Linked DNA regions of Mus musculus: all the other regions are linked to region 1. The links are chromatin contacts, found by Hi-C or POLR2A ChIA-PET in ENCODE. All regions are on one chromosome and are shown on one strand. Each heading gives the region's core, a stretch centred on a gene start or an enhancer-like site at or near the end of the contact. The rest is flanking DNA. Distances are from core to core; before and after follow the strand shown.

Region 1 (4,438 bases), core at 616-3,115:
ATGCTAGTCTATTACTTTTCAATCCAATCGCACCCCAAATTTCAGGACTCGAACAGAGCATGGCCAAATTCTTTGCTGGATTGGATGTAGTCCATTTCTCAATAGAATCCTTATTGCTACCAGAAACCTCATGATCTGTCTACATGTTGGTTGGTGTTTAGTCTTCCAAACCTTCACCAAAATAGCCCATTAAGTAGCATTTATAATATTGTAACATTTCCCTCACCTTCACTTCCTAATTCCTCCTTATCCTCTCCACAAACTAGTTCCAAAGGCCTCCATAGCACAAGAATAAATTTGGTTAAGAAATTATCTTACTCTGAAACCAATTTTCTATACTAGTTATGTCAAGTCTCTGTGACCAAAATGCCTGACATAGGCAACTTCAGAGCTAAAATGTCAAGTCTGCTTCATAGTATCAGAGGGATTCAGTGCCTCATTAAAATACAAATAATAAATACCTCATTTAAGATGTGATCAATGTTAGTACTTACTTCCTGGGTGTTATGAGAGTTAATGGCAGGGCAAACACAAAGATGTAATAACTCAATGAATGTATTGACTTTTAGTGTAGCTCACCCACTTCCCAGAATCCTCAGCTCCTCATGCCTCAAGGCCATCAGTTGGAGCCTGGGGTACAAAGTAGAATTTGCCTGCAGCTCTGAGATTATGGAAACTCCCTACAGTTTAGCAGCTCCTGGAGTGGTTACAGAAAATGAAGCAGCCGGGCGTGGTGGCGCACGACTTTAATCCCAGCACTCGGGAGGCAGAGGCAGGCAGATTTCTGAGTTCAAGGCCAGCCTGGTCTACAGAGTGAGTTCCAGGACAGCCAGGGCTATACAGAGAAACCCTGTCTCGAAAAACCAAAAAAAAAAAAAAAGCACAGAGCGAGGTAGAAGACTTTTCTAAGGTCCGAGGGAAGATATGAATGCTCTCCTCTCCTTGAGTATCGGATCTCCAGCTACAAACAAACTTTCCCGAAAGAGGCGAAGGCAGGAAGGGTCAGGCCTACAGTTAGACAGTCGCAGAACTTCACAAGCTACAGCGCGTTTCCAGGGAGAACAGCCTGCTTTTGCAGAAGACGTTTGATCCAAAAAAAAAATTCAGACTGCTCAGTCAAATTTGAATTTTAGATACAAAACAAATGGCAAAAAGTTTTATCACCAGCATATTACAAGATTGCATGGAATTTACTTAAAATTCAAGTCTAACTGGGCTCCTCCTTGCCAGGGTCTCCCACAATAGGCCTATGGTGACAACTCAACCACAAAGACATGTACCTCAGAATTTGGTCTTTTGGTTTGGGGGCTGGTTTGGGGTTAATGTTCTGTTTCGGTTGTTGGTTTTTGTGGTTGTTTTGCTTTGTTGTGCAACTAAGGGGTTGAAGCCAGGGCTCGGCTGGAAACTGGAGCCGGTGATTACGTGTAGGAATGGGGAAGATCCAGCAGCCATTAGGTTTTTAGGAGATTCGGGCCCAAGGCTGGCATATCTCCAAATGAGAGCAATGGAAGGCCATTTAACTACTTCTAAGGCTTGGCCTATTTCTAAAGGCTTGCTTTACCCATTAATCTCAAAAAGCTCATCCATTGTCAAACCTTAGGCACGTTGTGTGCTTCTTCTGCCTTTATCTTGATCCACAAAACACTAAGATCACTAAGAGCGTCACTCAAGCTTCCTTATCCCAACCGGTCACATCCTACCCCATTCCAAGAGGAACTCCGGGCTAACTGGCCCACAGTTCGAGACTCGTCCCATCCGTCCCATCCGGATTTACAGGAACTCACACTAGCAATCAATCATCCTTAATTTTTAACTGGGCTGTGTCCTAAACCAGCCAATAGCTGAGAGTGCCCCCCCCCCACACACTGATTCTCTGCGACTGTCTGCTCAGTCTGTCCTGAAGCTGCCTAGTGACCAAGAACTTGGACCAGGTTTGGTAATAGGGGGCTTTGGGAGGAACACAAAGTTAAAGAGGGCTTGGCAGGGAGATCTCCAGCCTCCTTATCCCGTTTGTTATTTCTGTAGTTTCCATACACTTGATTCTACTTGAGCTTTCCTCCTCCTCCTCCTCCTCCTCCTCCTCCTCCTCCTCCTCCTCCTCCTCCTCCTCCTCCTCCTCCTCCTCCCCCCTCCCCCTCCTCCTCCCTCAAAGCTGTGAGCTGTGCTGCCCAGCTCGCCCTGGCCTCCTCCTGCAGCCTCTGGCTTATTGTTCTGTTAAGCGGAGCAGGGAGATTGAACAGATGGGCCGAGACCTGGGCGTGAAGGGAGAGAAGGGCCAGCCGGTGCCGGGAAAGCGAAGCGGTTTGGGGAAAACAAAACAGAGGGCGGAGACAGAGAGAAGGTTGCCCCAGAGGGAGGAGGAGAGAACACACCCTGGAAGGGTCGAGGCCTGGAATGGAATGGGGGCGGGCCCGGGAATGGGGTGGACCCCTGAGCTCCTAGGCTCCAAGGCTGGCTCTGAGGCTAACTGGCTTCGTAGGACGCAGCTGACATCGCTGCCCAGATGGCCTCCAGGCTGACCCCACTGACCCTCCTGCTGCTGCTGCTGGCTGGGGTAAGTGGTCCCCCTGTGAGGGGGTGGGGTGGGGGTAGGAGTGAGAATTAACTCTTCAGGTCTTGGTGAAGGAGGGAAGCCTCTCCAGGGAATCTTAAGTTCGAGTCTTGAACTAGCGTTAGACCAGGGTCTAGAGGGACTGGGTTGTCTATTGGAAGGTTCGTTAGCTGAATGACCTTGGGCAGGACCCTTTTCTGGGCTTCCTTAATCCACTATGTAAAAAGGAGAATACATAGACCCATCAGCCAGGCTTAGATGGGTCATAGAAGGGAAGATGAAGAACAAGCCCAAGTTGTGAAAAACAGACACCCTCCACCCCTGGTGCTGCTGTGATGGTCTCTTCTAAGCTAGGGTCTGTAGAAAGCGGGATGCAAGGAGGAAAGCTAGCAGACAGACCTGGACCCGCACCACGGTTAAGAACACTGTGGTCCCGGTAGCCAAGTAGGACAGGGATAACAAGTCAACTAATGAAAACTGTGAGCGCTTGCTTACGGTGGATGAGCAGTGGACTATGCTGGAAGCTGGCATCCTGGGTGACACTGGGTAAGGAGCTAGTTAGCACATAACGTCTAGTTAAGCAAGGGATCTGGATTTTACACACTTTCCTTCCCACTTCTGAATATACTGCCACATAAGGAGATTCTCCTGTCTCCACTTCCCAAAGGCCCAGAAGACAGGGGTTACCTAGCCCCCACTGTCTCTTCCTTTCCTTTTGGAATACTAATTGTTTTCAGTTCCCACTGGTGCACTGCATTCACTCTTGGAAAATCCACAGTCCTAAAATAAGACTCACAATTGCACTAGTCTGGCAAGTGAGTCAAAACAAATTGATATTTACAAGAAAACAGCTACTTGCACGGCGGTCACTGGACACAGATAACTGATAACCAAAATCAGAATTGCCTCGTATCTCCTGCAGAGAATTCCCCCAGCATTGCCTATTTCTGAAGGAATTGTGGGGTTGGTCCAAGGTTTCACCTGCCAGGTTATACCAGGAGCAACTGGGATGATATGTTCCAATCATCTCTTCTTGCTTGGAATGGTTGAGGGAACTGTGGCTCACCAGGAAATGAAACACTGCTTCTTGAACCACAGGATAGAGCCTTCTCAGATCCCGAAGCTACCAGCCACAGCACCCAGGATCCACTGGAGGCTCAAGCGAAAAGCAGAGAGAGCTTCCCTGAAAGAGATGACTCCTGGAGTCCCCCAGAGCCTACAGTACTGCCCTCTACCTGGCCAACAACCAGTGTAGCCATCACAATAACAAATGACACCATGGGTAAAGTAGCCAACGAGTCCTTCAGCCAGCACAGCCAGCCAGCTGCTCAGCTACCCACAGATTCTCCAGGACAGCCCCCTCTGAATTCTTCCAGCCAGCCCTCCACTGCCTCAGATCTTCCCACCCAGGCTACTACTGAACCCTTCTGCCCGGAGCCGCTTGCTCAGTGCTCTGATTCAGACAGAGACTCCTCAGAGGCAAAGCTCTCAGAGGCTTTGACAGATTTCTCTGTGAAGCTCTACCACGCCTTCTCAGCTACCAAGATGGCTAAGACCAACATGGCCTTTTCCCCATTCAGCATTGCCAGCCTCCTCACACAGGTTCTTCTTGGTAAGACTCTGACTTCTGTCCAGGCTGTAAGGGGGACGCTTTCATGGGGATCACCAACCACAGACCTTCTGCGAGGCTGTGCCTCCAGAAAGAAGCTGTAAAATGGGCTACATAGTAGGGGTGATAGGCCTTCACTCTTGAACATGGTTTCATTTAACAGTGATTTAATTAGGTACTATTACTTATATTTTTGGTTGTGAGCTTCACCTTTAATGACTGAGCTATCTCTCTGGCTTGTACAATTGCTTATAAACTAAACCCCTATGGATTCATTA
Region 2 (4,263 bases), core at 965-3,464, 36 kb before region 1:
CAAACAACAACTACAAAATGCCAGCCAGATTCTGTATTCCTAAAGTCCTCTTCCAGTTTTATGTTGTTCTGCCATGGGATGGAAGGTAAAATACCTTGAAGTTCCAGCCCAGCAATACCCCAATGCTGAATGAAGGCTCTCTAAACCAAGTAAGCATCTGCAAAATGTTTGTCCAGACCCAGTCAATGAATCCTCATAGGTGGAGATCGGTAGGGTCTTCCCAGGTCCCTACAGGAGGACTGTGACAGGGTAGGTATTATGTGACACTCCTGGTCTAGCTAAGCTTAGAGGCAACAAAAGAATAGGCAGCTCTGCCCCCTGACGGACATCCCTAACCTAGAGAGTACAAACCTGGTTTCAAGTGAGGCAGAGGCACAGAAGAGCAGAGGATGGCCGCAGGCTTTGGGAGGCGCCAGGCCATGGAATGGGATTGAGGCTACGAAGAGTTATAGGAACAGAGAGTGGAGAATTAGAGTTGAGGTGCCAAGGTTCGAATCCTCACTCCTCTTTCTCAGCTCCATGGCCTCCCTGGAAGTGTCTCACAGGATCTGAAAGGTGGCCTCTGCCACAGCTATCACCCTGATCCCCTGATCTGGAACTCTCCTCTAGTTCTCAAAAATCCTTCCATGGAGGGAAAGAGTAGCCAGTCCAAAGCCCCAGCGGGCTTCATCAGTTACTCTTGAGGGAGCCCTGCTCTGTTCCGGGCTCCAGAGACATAAAAGGTTTGCTTTCCCAGTGTTAGGGGGACAGCACTAGCCCACAGCCATGGACTGAGGTGTGGATGCGGTGAGTTTGTCCCATTCTTCAAAACTCTCCGATCTGTGCCCCTCCCCCAGCTCCCATGCCAGTGGCTTGGATTTCAGCCCAGCTGTGGCAGCCCCAAGAGAAGATTTCCACTGGGGCCTTCTTGCTCCCATTGCTAGCACCCATGGTTGACTGGCCTCGGCAGCCCAGGCTGTGGAGACCTAGCATCCTCCGAGCCAAGCTGCCAAAGGCATTGGGCAGGCCTGGGTCAGAGCCCCAACTGTTACATTCTTTCACCTTGGGCAAAGCACCTAACCCTCTCAGCTCAGTTCCTCCTCTGCTTGTTAGTGATAAAGAGGAGTAACCGAGACCGTCATGCAGAACTAGCTGATAAGACACCTGGCACAGGGACAGGAGGCCCGAGCAGTGATTAGCCCAGCTTATCGGCCTCGGCAGAGCCCAGGGGTATCAAGTAGCCTCAAAGTACAGCTGATAGATTAGAAAATGAGGACTTGCTGGGTTCCCTGCAGTCCAGAAACACACCAAGCAGTCCTGCTTTGGGGCCTTTGCAAATCCTGTTTCTCCACCCGGCTTCCTTATTTACTCTTGAAACCCTCCGCAAGGACCCTATTAAAATTATCAGAAGCCCTCTCTAGCATTGAGTGGCCCTTTTCCACTATTCTTTTCTCCATAAGATCTCTCACCAATCTGATACACCCTCTGCTTCATGTATTTGATTACTGTTGGTAATCAAACAGGGTTTTGGCTATTCACTGCTAACAAGTAGAAGAGTGCCTGACACATAGTAGGTGCTTAATAAATAGATGATCTAATTGAATGAAACTGTTAGGGTTGCTGGACCCATTCATCTCCTTGGCTTCCTCTTCACCTTTGACCCTATGCTCCTCATTCCACCCTCCCCTCAGGAAACTAGCCGACTGTGCCCAGCTGCTGGAGGTGGATGACATGGTGCGGCTGGCAGTGCCCGATTCCAAGTGTGTCTACACCTACATCCAGGAGCTATACCGTAGCCTTGTGCAGAAAGGGCTGGTGAAGACGAAAAAGAAATGAATGGCAAAGCCATGCGGGAGGAGGAAGCGGAGCCCAGCTGCCAACCGTGGCCTCGGGGTGCTTTCGCACCACCAGACATAAAGCAGGTGACACCAGTATCAACCGCACCGAAAGTGCTTTTTCAAAATTCCTCTCATTCCTTGCTGCTCCCCGCACCCCAACCAGCCACACGTATGTTACAGGCGGTGGGCCAAAAATAAAAAGAAACCTGCATTTGGAGCCATGTGTGGCAGTTTGCCAGGTCTCTTTTGCTCTCTCCACTTCCTCCCACTGAGCGGGGAGTTGAGGAACGCCGACTTCTAGACAGGAAGTAGACAATCTCTCGAAATCTCACACAACTGTGCTTCTGGAGCCGGTCGGTGGGTGGCGCTCGAGAGACAGCCACTATTCTAAGTAACTGGTTTCCAACAAAATTGACCACTCCTACTCTGAAGTTTTGCCTTGTGTCCACTTGTTTCCACTGTATGGAAGCTCAGTCGGTGATAGTGGACTCGTCTGGCGTATATGAAGCTGTGGACTCATTGTCTAGCACCGGGGAAGGGAAATCAGACATGCTGCCAAGGATATAGAAAGAAATGCGGTCTCTGCTGATTGTCAGAAGGACGTACACAATCCACTAATGAGCTGTTGCCTTGCACAAAACAATGGTGTTCCCCCTGTAGACCTCTGGAAGGCCCACCTAAGGATGGCCTAATCAGGGCCAGCATTTCTTATACCGTATGGGGGAATAGCCACTAGATGCCGAGTCACACTCTTTGTTAGTCCCTAGCCAGCCTGCTTTCTGATGAAACACTTCATTCATGGGGCTCACAGGGTAAAAGGTGCAGGCCACCAAGCCACACAGGCAACCTTAGCCGAATCCTCAGAACCTTCCTAGTGGAAGGAGAAATTTATGTCTCCAAAAAACTGTTCTTTTACCTCTACTCCCAAGCCATGCTATGTTCGAACACTTCTACACAAACACACAAAATTATTTTTAATGTAACAAAAACTTTAAAAACAAACCCCCAAACCACCCCATCCTCTCATGGAAAACTTAGCTGAACTCTGGAATCTGTCTGTGAAGTTAATGGCAGACAAGCAGACACATTTTGTGGAGCACCCCTGGACAGGGGTTGGGGATACACAAATCCCAGCTTCAGGCCTGCCCCCCCCCCCCCGAAATGTAGCCAGTCAGGGAGCAAACAATTCAGAAACATGAAGTCCGACTTCTGGGTGGAGGTTAGACTCTTTATCTTGAGATTCATCAGTGGAAAATAAGATGTTTAACACTTAAATCTGGACATGCCTATGACAAGCGCCGTTGATCTTGAAAGACCCACAACGTGAGGACTCCCCCACGTTCTGACTCAGGAGGGGCGACACCCCAAAATCACCCACGAGAAACGGTCTTGCTGCAAATTGCAAGAGGATTTTTATTCAAGAGCGCTCTCGGGCCCACGGTCATACACCACGCAGGGGTAGAGGACCGTGGCGCCCCGAGTAGCTGAGTAAGGGGGTATTTAAAGGAAAAAAAACACAACTCAAGGAGGTGGGAAGGGCGTTGTTGGAAAATACCAAAAATACCAGATAAGAGTCACAAGGAAGTACAAAGTCACAGGTGTCACAAGGAATACCTGGTAATTGTTAACTCTCAAGACAGTTTCTAAGAGCCTCTAACAATAGCACATTTGCATTGCAGTATTCATTCAAAGAAAGTCAAGGTGACTTTCTTTGAATGAATACTCCTTGAACTCAGGAAGTGGGTGGGTGGAGGAATGTCACTATCTGTTTTATGATTAGCATACCTTGGAGCACTGAGTTTACTACTCTTTCAATCTCAATCACTCAACAGTAAATTTGGTACCTTCTGTAGGCTCTGCCTTCTGAGCAGAGTCCTGCCTTTCTCACCCCTTGGTGCCTGGGCCCTGGGGCATTCAATTTTCTGCCAATTGGCCTGAAAGGTGGCCTAAGACAGAGAGAGCTGGAAAGCAGGCCTGAAACTGTGTGTACCTAACTCCCACTGGCTCTGAAGCCAAGGAGGATGTGGGGATGGTACATCTACAGCCAGACAGCTCAGGGAAGGAGCACACATCACACAGGCCCCCCCACCTCCATCACATACATACACACCAGGTACAAGATTCATAATTAGCAACTACAAAGGAAAACTTAGGCACAGGGTGAGCTTCCCAAGGCCTCGGGCACCAGTCGGTGATATCCATCTGCTAAGCAGACGATCCAGGCTTCAGAACAGAATTAAGAGGGCCGGTCCACTCCGAATTTAAGGGTGAACTCTTCTGCCTTCTTCCTGAACATCTCCGGGTTCTGAGTCAGGAGGTCAGCAAGTTCCAGACGCACAGGCTCTTCCAGATTCGGTTTACTCACCAGCACATTGAGGGCCTCCAAGACTGGGGGAGAGGACAGAGAAGGGCATCAGGACCAAGGAGAACCATGGGAGGAGGTAAG
Region 3 (4,526 bases), core at 1,775-4,274, 48 kb after region 1:
CTTAGCAATTGCAGCTCACAGTTATTGGTAACTCCAGTTCCAGGAAATCAGGCCTCTTCTGATCTAGAAGCGCATCAGGCATGCACACAATGCACACACATACTTGTGGACAAAACACTCTTCTACATAAAAATATGTGGGGCAGTTGTGGTTCACACCTTTAGGTCCAACATTCAAGAGGCAGAGGCAGAGAAGATGGATCTCTGAGTTCAAGGCCAGCCTGGTCTATGGAATGAGTTCCAGGAAAGCCAGGGCTACACAGAGAAACCCTTTCTTGAAAAACTGAAACAAACAAACAACCCCAAATCACAAACAAACAGTGTGGGTTGGGTGGAGTAGCTGAAGAGTTGGCTCATGGGTTAAGGGCACTTGTTGCTCTTGCAGAGGTCCTGGATTTGATTGCCACATGGCCTGCTCACAAACATCCAGTGCTCCATCATCTTCTGACTTCTGCAGGTGCCAAGTATGAGCGTGGTCCACATATATACACACAGGCAAAACACTCACACACATACATCTTAAAAAAGAAACCCAGAAAACCTGTAAAATGGAGGTTACAGTTATAACTACAACATAGGATTCTACCTGGGATTAAATGAATATATACCCATACAGCCATGGAACAACACCTAACAGCTAACACTGTGTAATTGTTTGCCCATTATTAGAAACTGATCCGGCCCCCTAAGCTCTTGGTTTAAATGTTTTAGTTATGATTCTCTCGTTGCTATAATCAAATGTTTGACAAAAAGCAACTGAAAGGAGGTTTTTATCTTGATGAATGGTTCGGGAGACAGAGTCAGTCAACACGGGGAAGACATGGCAGTGGCAATGGCATGCAGCTATGGTGGTGAAAACTTGCTTACGTCTGGCCAGATCAGGAAGTAGACAGAGAGGAATGTGGGTCCTTTTTTTGTTTTGTTTTGTTTTGTTTTGTTTTTCGAGACAGGGTTTCTCTGTGTAGCCCTGGCTATCCTGGAACTCACTCTGTAGACTAAGCTGGCCTCGAACTCAGAAATCCACCTGCTTCTGCCTCCCAAGTGCTGGGATTAAAGGCGTGCACCACCACCACCACCCGGCTGGAATGTAGGTCCTTAAGTGGCCTTTCCTTTTCCTCTTCTGATTCAGTCCAGGACCTCAGGCCATGAAATGGAGCTGTCCACATTCAAGGCAAATCTTCCTCTTCAGTTGCATTTTTCTGAAATCCTTTCACAGATACACCCAAAGTTGCACCACCCTTGGTGTCCAAGGACTGATTCAATTAAGTTGGCAAAAGAAATGAACCCTTGCCAGGCGTGGTGGCATACGCCTTTAATCCCAGCACTTGGGAGGCAGAGACAGGAGGATTTCTGAGTTCAAGGTCAGCCTGGTCTACAGAGTGAGTTCCAGGACAGCCAGGGCTACACAGAAACCCTGTCTCGAAAAACCAAAAAAAAAAAAGAAATGAACCATCAAAAAAAAAAAAAAAAAGAAAAAAAAAAAGAAAAAAAAAAAGATCTACCTTTAAGCCTTTAAATCCACCTTTAATGTTTTTAAATCCAGTACTCTGGGGGCAGAGGCAAGTGGATCTCTGTTTGAGGCCAGTCTGGTGTATGTAGTGAGTTCCAAGACAGCCAGAACAGTGAAGACACTGTCTTAAAACAGCAGCAGCAGTAGTAGCAACAAAAACAACAAAAGTCTACCTCTACTAATAACTGAGTTCTTGAGCAAATGTCACTGATTAGCCTAGTTTTCTCCTCAGATGAAATTGGAGATGTTATACCTACCTGGGTTTGTTGGGTATTTTTTTTTTTTTGTTTTTTTGTTTTTTTTTCGAGACAGGGTTTCTCTGTATAGCCCTGGTTGTCCTAGAACTCACTTTGTAGACCAGGCTGGCCTTGAACTCAGAAATCCGACTGCCTCTGCCTTCCAAGTGCTGGGATTAAAGGCGTGCGCCACCACTGCCCGGCTTGTTGGGTACAGTGACACAGACACCTGGAACTACTTTGAAAAATGTATAAACAGATATTATAGTCTCCCCAGTCTATAATAAAAACTTAAGGCTAACATCAGATACTTTCTATATTATAGGCATTGTGCTTAGCACATATGTCTCATCTAATCTTCAAAACAACTTTAGGAGGTTGAATACTGTTATTATTCCCATTTTATAGACAAGAGATGTCTCAGGGAAAGGGAGCCTGTCAGGCAGTAAAATAATATAAGTTTCCAAAGGCCATACTCATGAAGTGGATTATAGGCGTGGAACCAGTTAGCAGTGGTGTCAACGATTTTGAATAACTGTCAGATGTGCATAGAGAAACAGTTTAGAATCTGGCAGAAGTTGTTGGATAATGACTGATTCATAAGATAAACGAAAGAAATCATAGGACTTTTATTCTATATTTACTAAAGTAAAAAAATCAGCCTGGTTATTGGCTTAAGTCTGTAAATCCCAGAAGTCAGATCAGAGGCAGGAGAATCTCATGGAGTGCCAGGTTGGCACCTTGAGCATACAGAGGAGGTGGGGGTGGGGGCAGGGAGAGAGGGAGAATTACACTTTGTTTCTTCTATGTGCCAGTTCCGCATAGACTCAAATGGGTACTGCTTGACCTGATGTGTGTGTGTTCGCGTGCGCGTGCGCGTGTTTCTGCCACTTTCCAGCTGCCTGGGTCTCCGGCTTAGGCTAACTTCCCCACTTTTTGGCTTGTGGTCTAGTCGAGCAGAGCTCTGATCTAGACAGTGATGCAATGCCTCTCCCTTTCTGGTCGCCCTTAGCTTTCCTGGACAGCAGATAGGGAGAGACCCTATAACCACCTCCCTCCCGAGGGCGAACCAGCAACTTCTCCTCTCCGCCTCCGGTCGTCTTCCCACACAAAGTGACGGCGCTGCCCCGCCCACCTCCGCGGGTCACCGAACAATCCTTGAACTATATTTCCCAGAGGGCCAAGCGGCGACGCGCGCTCACTCACTCCAAACTACAGGTCCCAAGATGCATCACGCGATCGCGTCTTCTACTACTGCGCAATTGCGGAACCGCCTTTGCTTTCCGGCTAGTATTTAGGTGAACGTTATTCGTGGTTTGCTGAGGTCCGAGGTTTGCTGAGGTCGGAGGTTTCCAGAGGTCCCAGGTTTCTGTGAAGCTGGTTTTGAGTCCGTGCCCGTATAGGTAAGGCTTAAGGATCCCAATTACCTTTGAGAAGCCCCGGCAGATTTTGGTGTCGGAGCTAACTAGACCCAGAATTGTGGTTCAGAATTAGAAATAGTAATTTAAATTTCTTTGGTAGTTTGTTGTTTGTTTGTTGTTGTTATTTCGAGACAGGGTTTCTATGTGTAACCCTGGCTGTCCTGGAACTCAGAAATCCACCTGCCTCTGCCTCCGCCTTTCAAGTGCAAGGACTAAAAGGCGTGTGCCACCACTGCCCGGCAGTAGTTTCTAATTTACAATGTTTTGTTTTTCCAACTGTGGTCCTTGTTATTCCCGGCCCAGCACCGTTACAAGAGGACGTGTAAAAGCCCACCATATAGCAGCTGGGGAGTTGGTTCAGGTATTAAGTCGTTGGATTATAGTAAGTAACTACTAGTAGTCCCAGAGTTGGACATGCAACTGTTTTCTGAGTCTGCACCCAGTGTCCTGTTCTTTGCATACGATTCAGAGCTTGTTTCGTGTTGGCTAAGGGAGCTGGACAATGGGCATGTGTTACTTTGTTTTCCAATAGAGTGATGGAGGAAAGACTATGCAATTCAAATCTCCTGTTAGTTACATCGGTAGGTAGTTTTCTTTTTATGTCCTAGTCATTCACTCTTACTTTTTGTTGAGGTGTGTTACTATTCCACCTACCAGAGGCCCAGGAGCAAACAAAAATACCTTTACTGCTGGATAGTGGAGGCGCACGTGTTTAATCCCAGCACTTGGGAGGCAGAGGCAGGTGGATTTCTGAGTTCCAGGGCAGCCTGGTCTACAGAGCATTCCGGGACAGCTAGGGCTACACAGAGAAACAAACAAAACAAAACAAAACACCTTTAGCTTCTGGTTGTGGAGAGACTGGCTGTAAACAGTGAGTCTGGCAGCAATAAGAACTGCAGAAAAAGATAAAGGGACTAAACCAGTGGAAGATTTTTTTGAATAGTGGCCTGATGTGGTGATTTAATCAAATGTTTAATTTGGGTCCTAGGCACGTCAGCTTTACTGGAAAGATGAGCGAGGAATCCAATGATGACAAGAAGCCAACGACTAAGTTTGAACTAGAGCGAGAAACAGAGCTTCGATTTGAGGTGGAGGCCTCTCAATCGGTTCAGTTGGAGTTGTTGGCTGGCATGGCGGAGATCTTTGGCACAGAGCTGACCAGAAACAAGAAATTCACTTTTGATGCTGGTGCCAAGGTGGCTGTTTTCACTTGGCATGGCTGTTCTCTGCAGTTGAGTGGCCGGACTGAGGTGGCTTATGTCTCTAAGGACACCCCTATGTTGCTTTACCTCAACACTCATACAGCCTTGGAGCAGATGCGGAGGCAGGCAGAAAAGGAAGAAGAGAGAGGTCCCCGAGT

What was found. A loop is a pair of places that touch in the nucleus more often than their neighbours do. ChIA-PET counts read pairs that join two places held with the same protein, here RNA polymerase II (POLR2A).
Region 2: POLR2A ChIA-PET joins it to region 1 with 10 read pairs in embryonic stem cell. The contact joins the enhancer-like site here to the promoter of Serping1 in region 1. A Hi-C loop is called at or near these places in 1 of 37 maps with a recorded cell type or tissue (heart). POLR2A ChIA-PET finds 5 or more read pairs at or near these places in 3 of 5 experiments (all embryonic stem cell).
Region 3: POLR2A ChIA-PET joins it to region 1 with 10 read pairs in embryonic stem cell. The contact joins the promoter of Clp1 here to the promoter of Serping1 in region 1. POLR2A ChIA-PET finds 5 or more read pairs at or near these places in 3 of 5 experiments (Patski and embryonic stem cell).

What each region holds. Positions count from the first base shown.
Region 1 is chr2:84,772,856-84,777,293 of GRCm38, reverse strand. It overlaps Serping1 (serine (or cysteine) peptidase inhibitor, clade G, member 1), which reads left to right and starts at 1,865. Exons shown (of 8, transcript NM_009776.3): 1 at 1,865-1,931; 2 at 2,480-2,554; 3 at 3,650-4,163. The coding sequence starts at 2,504.
Region 2 is chr2:84,808,947-84,813,209 of GRCm38, reverse strand. Ube2l6 (ubiquitin-conjugating enzyme E2L 6) reads right to left here. Exons shown (of 4, transcript NM_019949.2): 4 at 3,207-4,205. The coding sequence ends at 4,054. It overlaps Smtnl1 (smoothelin-like 1), which reads left to right. Exons shown (of 8, transcript NM_024230.2): 8 at 1,671-2,034. The coding sequence ends at 1,815. Among named protein-coding and RNA genes, the nearest start is that of Smtnl1, 12 kb to the left of the region's middle. Within about 2 kb of position 2,214, at least 1 of the 3 ENCODE cell types and tissues checked has a DNase peak (open chromatin) inside an H3K27ac peak, as active enhancers do; it is heart, where a contact is called at or near this core.
Region 3 is chr2:84,725,785-84,730,310 of GRCm38, reverse strand. It overlaps Clp1 (CLP1, cleavage and polyadenylation factor I subunit), which reads left to right and starts at 3,024. Exons shown (of 3, transcript NM_133840.3): 1 at 3,024-3,148; 2 at 4,155-4,526. The coding sequence starts at 4,177.